2 separate regions of the Homo sapiens genome follow, and region 1 is linked to region 2. The links are chromatin contacts, found by Hi-C or POLR2A ChIA-PET in ENCODE. All regions are on one chromosome and are shown on one strand. Each heading gives the region's core, a stretch centred on a gene start or an enhancer-like site at or near the end of the contact. The rest is flanking DNA. Distances are from core to core; before and after follow the strand shown. Region 1 has its middle 92 kb from the start of LINC01812. Region 2 has its middle 46 kb from the start of LINC01812.

Region 1 (4,134 bases), core at 408-2,907, 46 kb before region 2:
ATTGCCAAATATCTCACCAAATTCTTCACTCCCACCCTCCCCTAGGCAGCCTTCAGCAATAATCTTGTTAGTTTGGTTTAGGCAGAATCACCTCTCACCCCCGATGTTTCCTCTTAGTAATTTTTCATCCATCCACACCGTCCCCCTGCCCCCAACTGGCTAGAAATTTCTACTTTTCCTCATTGTATTCAGAGTTGAGCCCAATTTCTCTCCCCACTGCAAGGCCCCATTGCAGTAGTCCTTATAACTATCTTGATAGTTTCCCTCAGTAAAGTCTCCCTTACCATTCTTTAAAAAGTGTCATGAATAATTTTTTTCTTTACTCAGGGAGGGAGACAATGGTTGAACCTGAACCATGTGATGGGGGGAGAAAAGGGGAGAAATGAACATGTTCTGGCAAAAACAACAGAAGCCCAGTACATTTCTATACCATATGATGGCATTGTGGACATTTTTCTGCTGCCCAGAGGGAAAGTCTCTGTTGCTCTAGGTGCCCTTCTGGAGAAGCTAAATTCACCCCTCTTGAGGGACTCTGTGCCCTTCTTTTGGGCACAGCCAATCATTCTGGTCTTCACTGAGGCATGAAATAAGACTATGTGCTTCATCAGATCAGCCGTTTTGTGCTCTTGAGACAGGGTCTGACTCTGCCACCCAGGCTGGAGTGCAGTGGCCCAATGGTGGCTCACTGCAGTCTCCAACTTCTGGGCTCAAGAGATCCTCCTGCCTCAGCCTGCCAAGTAGCTGGGACTACAGGCGCATACCACTGAGTCTAGCTAATTTGTTATTTTTGGTAAAGATGGAGTCTTGGCTATGTTGCCCAGGCTTGTCTCAAACTCCTGGGCTCAAGCGATCCTCCCTCCTTGGCCTCTCAAAGTGATGAGATTACATGCCTGAGCCACTGTGCCTGGCTCCCATCAATTCTGGTGTTCTGCCTCTGGGAGAAGAATTCAAGTCTGGAGATGGAATCCCATTTTATTTCTTCCACTTCCAAGACCTCTCAGCCTGTTCATACCTTATAGAAGGATACAGTTCAGACCTAATAGAAGGATTCATTCATAAATATTTCTTGATCAGCTCTTTATGTAGCCATAGTGTTAGGTACCAAGTGTCATAACGATAAAGAAAATAGATAGCTCTGATTACTTTCTCATTCAAGTCTAATGCTCTAAGTGCCATGGATAAAGAAATAATGGTGGAGGAGGCCAGATGCGATGGCTCATGCCTATAATCCCAGCACTTTGGGAGGCTGAGGCGAGCAGATCACCTGAGGTTAGGAGTTCGAGACCAGCCTGGCCAACATGGCGAAACCCCGTCTCTACTAAAAATACAAAAAAATTATCTGGGCACGGCGACAGGTCCGTGTAATCCCAGCTACTCGGGAGGCTGAGGCAGGAGAATTGCTTGAACCGGGGAGGTGGAGGTTGCAGTGAGCCAAGATCGTACCACTGCACTCCAGCCTGGGTAATAAGAAGGAAACTCCGCCTAAAAAAAAAAAAAAAAATATGGTGGAGGAGAGAGACACATCTGAGGAGATTTTGAAATGATCAGGAATGTCTTCCTGAGGAAATGACTCATGTTGGAAGAATGGGATCATGGACTGGAGTGGAATATTGTAGGGGGGAAGAGAAGAAAGCATTATAGGAAGAGAAAATAGACTGAGCACAGTCATTAACCCAGAGAGGGTCAGGGCCTATCTAGGGAACTGTGAATATTTCAGCTTGACTGGAGCAAAGGTAAGAAAGTACCTTCCTTTGGAGATGTAGAGGAGCCCAGTTGGGAAGTTAGTAGAGTGACCAGGAGCAAGGGAAAGGGAGCTCAAGCCTGGGTGGTAGTGGAGAGAGGACAGCCCCAGCTGACCTGCACCATTCTCTGGAGATCATGTTGATTCCTATGGAGCTGAGTCCTCAGAGATACATCTGGATTGCCCTGAGGAAATAGTCTCATGTCTCATATTTGCCAAAGGAGATTCCATTGTTCTGATTTTTTTGAATGTTTTTGGAAGCCAAAAACATTCCTCATGAATGACTTCTTTCTGAATTGACTACAAACCAGTGGCCTCTGGCATTATTGGAAGACAAATGTGTGTGTGTGTGTGTTTTTTTTTTGTCAAGTATCAGAATATATTTTAGGGGATATATTTCCTGTCGTAATAGGTTTTTATTGTTGTTATGAATAGACCCAAATAAGTATTTTAAGAATGTATTAAGGCTGAATCACAAGATTGTGAAGAAATTGTATCACCATTTCACTTCAGGTTATTGTGACCGGGAACTTGGAATGTCAGCTTAAAAATCCAATCATTTTTGTTTTTTTTTTTGAGACGGAGTCTGGCTCTGTTGCCCCGTCTGTAGTGCAGTGCGCGATCTCAGCTCACTGCAAACTCTGCCTCCCAGGTTCAAGCAATTCTCCTGCTTCAGCCTCCCCAGTAGCTGGGATTACAGGTGTGTGCCACCACACCCGGCTAATTTTTGTATTTTTAGTAGAGATGGGGTTTCACCATGTTGGCCAGGCTGGTCTTAAACTCCTGACCTCAAGTGATCTGCCTGTCTCAGCCTGCCAAAGTGCTGGGATTATAGGCATGAGCCATGGCACCTGGCCTGAAAACCCCATTTTATAAACTGTTAATTGATCAATGTGTGCCACTTTTTTATCCTCTGACTGTATCCTTTATGTAGTGGAATTTCCCTCTGTGGCTGAGTTTGACTTTTGTATGTTGATGGACAGCTTCTTTCCTCTCTTCCTTTCATAGATGTGAACTGGGCTGCACATACACTCAGGGCTCAGTGTTAGCCCTGTGTGGAATGCAGAGTGGTATCACAAATATACCTCTTTTTAAATAGTTCATCATAGAGTTCAGGTCTAGACACAAAAAGAGTTAAATAGTAGAACAAGACAAGGTGTCACGCAGTATAGACCGTACCTGCTATGTGCTCACAGGAGAAAAAGGAAGAAGGAGTTGGCAGAGACAGTGTCAAGGAAAAGACATCCTTGAGCTAGGCCATGCATGGTAAAGAGTGTGCACTTTCACACTGCGCTTTCTCCTGGAACACTCAGACAGCTGGAGACCTTGTTCTGCTCCAACCCACATGGGCACATGGGCTTGCACAGCTACTGTAGTTTCACCATTTTCTCCTTCCTTGGCCGTGGCTGGGGGCTAGTGCTTGCCTTTTTACAGTTCTCTACTTGGCTTACAGTCGGGGGATACCTGCCCAGAAGGCACCTGGGCCCTTGTTTGTGGCCAGACTACACCTTTTGCATTTTAGAGGCGGAAAAACTGGGTCATCCTACCATGCGTGGGTTGGGGATCAGGGAGGCTGCCCTGGGAACTTGTGCTGAATCTATCACATATGTGGCTTCTGGGTCTAAGTAAATCGGGCCCTTAAATGACGGCCAACTTTCTGGGTAATTAACCCGGTTTTGCCTTGAGAAATATAACTGAAATAGACTGAGAGACAGGGAGGCAGCCTTCTGAATTTTCAGTGAAAAGGGGAAGCTCAGAATAGACTTTGGCTGATCGGGGAGGAAAGGAGGACTTTTTCATGGAGACCAACAGCAAGGGTCACTGAGAAGGTAGTGGGTGGCTGCAGACCCTCCCTACCTGCCTTGGAGTCAGAGAAAATAACCCTGACCTCAGGCCCTTTACAAAGATTTGCCTAGAAAGCAAAATTAACTGAAAATTGACTGCAAATAGGCCCAATGCATAGAGAAAGTGGGTTAGATAGAGTAATGGCTTCTCTTTATATAATGTGATTTATGCATTGTTCTACATACTTTTTGGGTTTATATTTAATACCACTTTCTCTTTTCTACCCTAGTGCCTCAAAGCCTCAATGACATTGCTGGCTGTTGCTCTGTCAAGAGTGACAAACTCCTAATCTGAAAGCTGAGTTAGGATCACAGCCCACAGTCATGACGTCCTATAATTGAAAGAAAATTAAATTGTGCCACTTAAGAGCTAGATTATTTCACATAAAATTTTAAAGTTTCTGGAATCTCTTGAAAATATAGCAACACTATGTTCCTGCACAGAACCAATGGTCTCAAGCTTGACATGGGCTTCTCCTTGTTAAAGGGACTTAAAGGGACAAGCACTCCCCTGTTGAGCATAGTCTCAATGTCTATTTCTCCTAGCTC
Region 2 (4,016 bases), core at 784-3,283:
TACTAGTAGGACTTTGAGTTCTCCAGGAAGTTCCTTTCCAAGGGATTCAGGTGGCTTACATCTTGTGGCTACGCCATCTGGAACACGTCTTCCATTGTAGTCACTAATGCATGGGAAGAGCATTGCATTCTGGCTCTAAATGGCTTCATCCCAGAAGTAACACACTTCACTTCTGTTTCTAGCTTATTGGTCACAACTAGTCACAGTGCCCCTCCTAACTGTGACTGAGCTGAGGAAAGGGAGGAACACAGATAATGACTGGTAAATGTCTCTGCCACAAAACATAAATGGGACCCATGCTATGTTAAAAGGGTCTTGTTTTGCTGAGTGCCAATATTTGTGTGGTGCCAGTGTTTTTGAGAAGCTTGCAGAGGGCTGGACAGCTGGGAGTGGCAATGGTTAAGGCTGTCTCAAAGGCAGAAGAGCTGGAGTTAGAGCTAGACTTGCTCCCACTGATGAGTTTAAGTACATGAGATTGCGAGAGACCTCAAAAGAGGGCTCTGGGACAGGGTCTGGTTGACCTTAGGGGGCCCTAACATACAAGTGTAGCCTGATGATCTGGGGGGTTCTGAAGCTTACCACTTCAAGTCTTTAGGTTTGTGAGGGCCCTGAGGTTGCTTTAATACCATGCAGATTCTAAACATTCCTGTTTGTAGTCCTTCCAGATGCTGAACTCTCCAAAGGTAGGGGACCAAATCTTACTGGTTGTTGCGTCTGTAGTAGCGTGTAATGTGGTGATTTACCCAACTGGTGACTAGCCAGATAAACTGGGCAGTCAGAATGTAGGTCAATATATACTGCTTCTGTGGTACAAACCAGTGCTTCTTGAACTTTTTGTTTACAAATGACCTGGCAATCTGGTGGAAATGCAGATTCTGATTCAGGAGGTCTAGGGTGGGGCCTGAGATTCTGCATATTAATAAAGGTTTCACATACCAGGTAAGAGTATTAACACCAAGGATTCCAACTGGGTGCATTAATCTACAACAGGCTAAATTGTCTGAATACAATGGAAGATTTCAGATGCCTCCACTGTAGGAGACAATAGTCTCAATTTGGTGATTCCCACTGCTCAGGTTCATTGATGGGAAACACATATGGGCCATAGAAAAAAAGGGGCCTTACTGAGTTGAGCTATTTGAGACTATACACATTCTCAATACACCTGGTTTTGTTTTCCCCTCTTAAGGAATCTGACAGGCAGTTAATAGCTCATGAAAAAGCTATATCCAAACTATTTTGAAAGAATCAGAAAATGCTGCTTTTGAATGATTTCCTTCCCCTTGCAACTCCCAAATCTGGTTTAGCAAGAGACCTGGACACTGAGTGGCTTCTCAGGCATTCAGATGTGTCTGAGAAAAAACAAGAGGCAATCAAATTACCCTCACACCGGCCACTTCAGAGTGCTCACTTGAGATGACAGTTTCAGCTTCAAAAGAGGTATGCAAACCGGAATAATGAAATGTTCCATTTTATTAAGTTCCTGGCCAGAGGGAGGGATTGTATTAGAAGTAAGAAAAGGTGGGGAGGTTTTAGCTTGATTTCTGTGATGCTGATAAGCAGTAATTTTTGCAGAGGGGGGAAAAGGTAATCCACTGCAATAAAACCATTTTCATAATACGATGGGAGTGAGTTATTGCTCAGAGTAAGGCATGGCTCCTAATGGCTGCTCGAGCTTCCATCTCCATCTTTCATGGGTCAGTCCGGCGTTTTTATAGTGCTGACACAAGAGAGAGCATTTATGTGGCTTCCATTCTCCATCTGTCAACAGTTAGGGTAGAGTGCCACTACCTCAGGTTCACTCTTGATCTGATTTCCATGTCAGCTTGGCGCAGGACTGCGGGCTATGCTGTGGGAGCAGGGCGGCTCTGGAGGTCAGTTGCCCCACGTTTTCAGACCATTAATGGTTAGAAGGCTGGAGAGTAAATCGTTTCTGCATGACTCAGAGGAAAGTGCCATTTCCTCTCCTTTATGGTTCATCAGAACCTTGGCCACGCTGCGTTGGCCTTACTTTCCCTGGGCCTCACAGAACTTTGTCCAAGTTCCATTTCGAGAAAGTGGGACTTTCTGTCTCTCACTGGATCTGGTGTTTTCCTGGCCCTGAAACAGCAACCCAGAGAGCTGGTTAAATGATGAATGAGAAAGAAATGCTTCTTTTAGTGTGTGCCTCCACACTTCTGCCCTTACCAGTAGCGTCTGTGTGATTTGTGGTGTAACAAGCTTGCTTTTCCTGTCACTTCAGCCCCCACAAAATCTGTTGGAACTGAGAAAAATCGCAGAGATGTACAATCTGGGAATGAGGGTGACTTGATGTGAATGAATGGAAGAGATTTGCTTCTTCCCACTCTCCTGATGATAGAATCTGTGGGTTCTATTGATTTTTTGGTGCAATTGGTCTTGGTGAATCATTATTAATGGGAAAATAGAATCTCTTCAAGATAATTTCTTCTACATAGAATCATTTATAAAGAGGCCATATGGCTAGCCATAGGTCAAAGGTGGGTGAAGCAAACTCAAAGATGAGCATAGATGCAAACTTTGTCAGGGAAGTTTCTAAGAGAACAGGGATCTATGGAGCATCCAGGGGGAGGTTTTAGTTTGGTCAGTTTCTCCTAGTTTCTTAATGCCTGTTGTTGTGTTTTATCTTTTTCCTCTTGAGAATGTAAGATGAAATAAAGAGAAGCAGAGTTTTGAGCTTTGTTTGCTATTGTGGGTGTCTTGTGAGCTGAGGGTCCTGTACAGCAGAGTCAGGAACTTATTCCACCATGGAAGGGAGATGAGGAGAGTGAGCTGGACGATTTTTGTTGAACAGAGTAATGGGAATGGATACAGTTTATTTAGCACTTTTATGTGTCACTGCATGCTTTATTTACACTATTTCTAATCTTGACAAAAATCTTGCAGAAGAGATGGCTTTACTCCTGTTTTTCAGGGGAAGACACAGACTCAGGTTAAGTAACTTGCTCAGACTTTATAACTAATAGGCGGCAAAGCTGGAAGCCTAACCTCTGTCTGTGTGACCCCATCCTTCTCCAACGCTGTGACATTTCTACCATGTAAAATCTGCTGTGCTAAATCTCATAAGTTGTGAGGAATCAGCATCTAAGCTACTTGCAAGGAGGAGATTTTCTGAAAGAAATAACGTCAATTCAAGAACATGTCCTACATGTAATACATGTGTTAGCATTTATTTGTCAGCATTTATGAGGCACCCACTTCGTGCACAGTTCTGTTCTTAATTCTGTCAGAGGAATGGTGATGAGGATGGGGTGGGAATTGCTTAACATTATTTTTGAGATCCCTAAACTCAGAAGTGACCATCTCCTTTCTAGTAATTTTTGACACTTAACTATTTGAGCTACCTCATTAGGATCCACTCACCTGTGTTGTTGTTAGTTACTTCAAGTCTTTAAGACCACATAATGTGTTTTCTTCTTTATGTTTGCCCATGTTGAGAGTCCTGACACTGTACCAAGTAGGTACTTGATATATATTTAATCAATTGATTGATTGATTGACAGTGTCCACTTAGATCTGCTTACATTTGAAAAGCCAGGGTGCTTTGAAGGGGAGACAGGACAGCTGCAAATGCATACACAGAAAGCTAGAAAATATCATCTGAGGCAGCTACAAAAGTCCATCCACAAGCTGGTGGAGAAAATTCCAGCATGAGAAAAAGTTGTTCGTGTACAAATGCAAATTGCACATAAAACGGATTGAAGCTTGATTGTGGAGCCTAGCTATGTCTCTGAAGAAGCCACGAGTACCTTTCGGAGCTTCTTACTCCTAAGGATCTCTTTCAGCCTTAGTTTAGGGTGGTAATAACTTAAACTCCAACACTGGATGGCCATTGATCAATGAAATGAGCTGGCAGTTTTCACAGACAGATTCGTGAAATGAAATATCTCAAACTGACCAGCCTGAGAACATTTTTCACAGCCTATCCATCCCTTCTGAGCTATTCAGAGAGCAAAGAAAAAGAAATTAGAACTTTGAAATTGCTGCTTGTTCAGTGG

What was found. Hi-C counts contacts between places; a loop is a spot of excess contacts on that map. ChIA-PET counts read pairs that join two places held with the same protein, here RNA polymerase II (POLR2A). Pooled maps may share reads with other maps.
Region 1: a loop to region 2 is called in a map of endothelial cell of umbilical vein, with 10 times the contacts of the local background. The contact joins two enhancer-like sites. A Hi-C loop is called at or near these places in 5 of 168 maps with a recorded cell type or tissue (aorta, ascending aorta, endothelial cell of umbilical vein and 1 more) and 7 of 50 pooled maps. POLR2A ChIA-PET finds 5 or more read pairs at or near these places in 5 of 52 experiments (AG04449, BJ, MCF 10A and 2 more).

The regions. Positions count from the first base shown.
Region 1 is chr2:67,915,339-67,919,472 of GRCh38, reverse strand. No RefSeq gene overlaps it. Among named protein-coding and RNA genes, the nearest start is that of LINC01812, 92 kb to the right of the region's middle. Within about 2 kb of position 1,657, at least 5 of the 41 ENCODE cell types and tissues checked have a DNase peak (open chromatin) inside an H3K27ac peak, as active enhancers do; they include ascending aorta and endothelial cell of umbilical vein, where a contact is called at or near this core.
Region 2 is chr2:67,870,033-67,874,048 of GRCh38, reverse strand. No RefSeq gene overlaps it. Among named protein-coding and RNA genes, the nearest start is that of LINC01812, 46 kb to the right of the region's middle. Within about 2 kb of position 2,033, at least 5 of the 41 ENCODE cell types and tissues checked have a DNase peak (open chromatin) inside an H3K27ac peak, as active enhancers do; they include ascending aorta and endothelial cell of umbilical vein, where a contact is called at or near this core.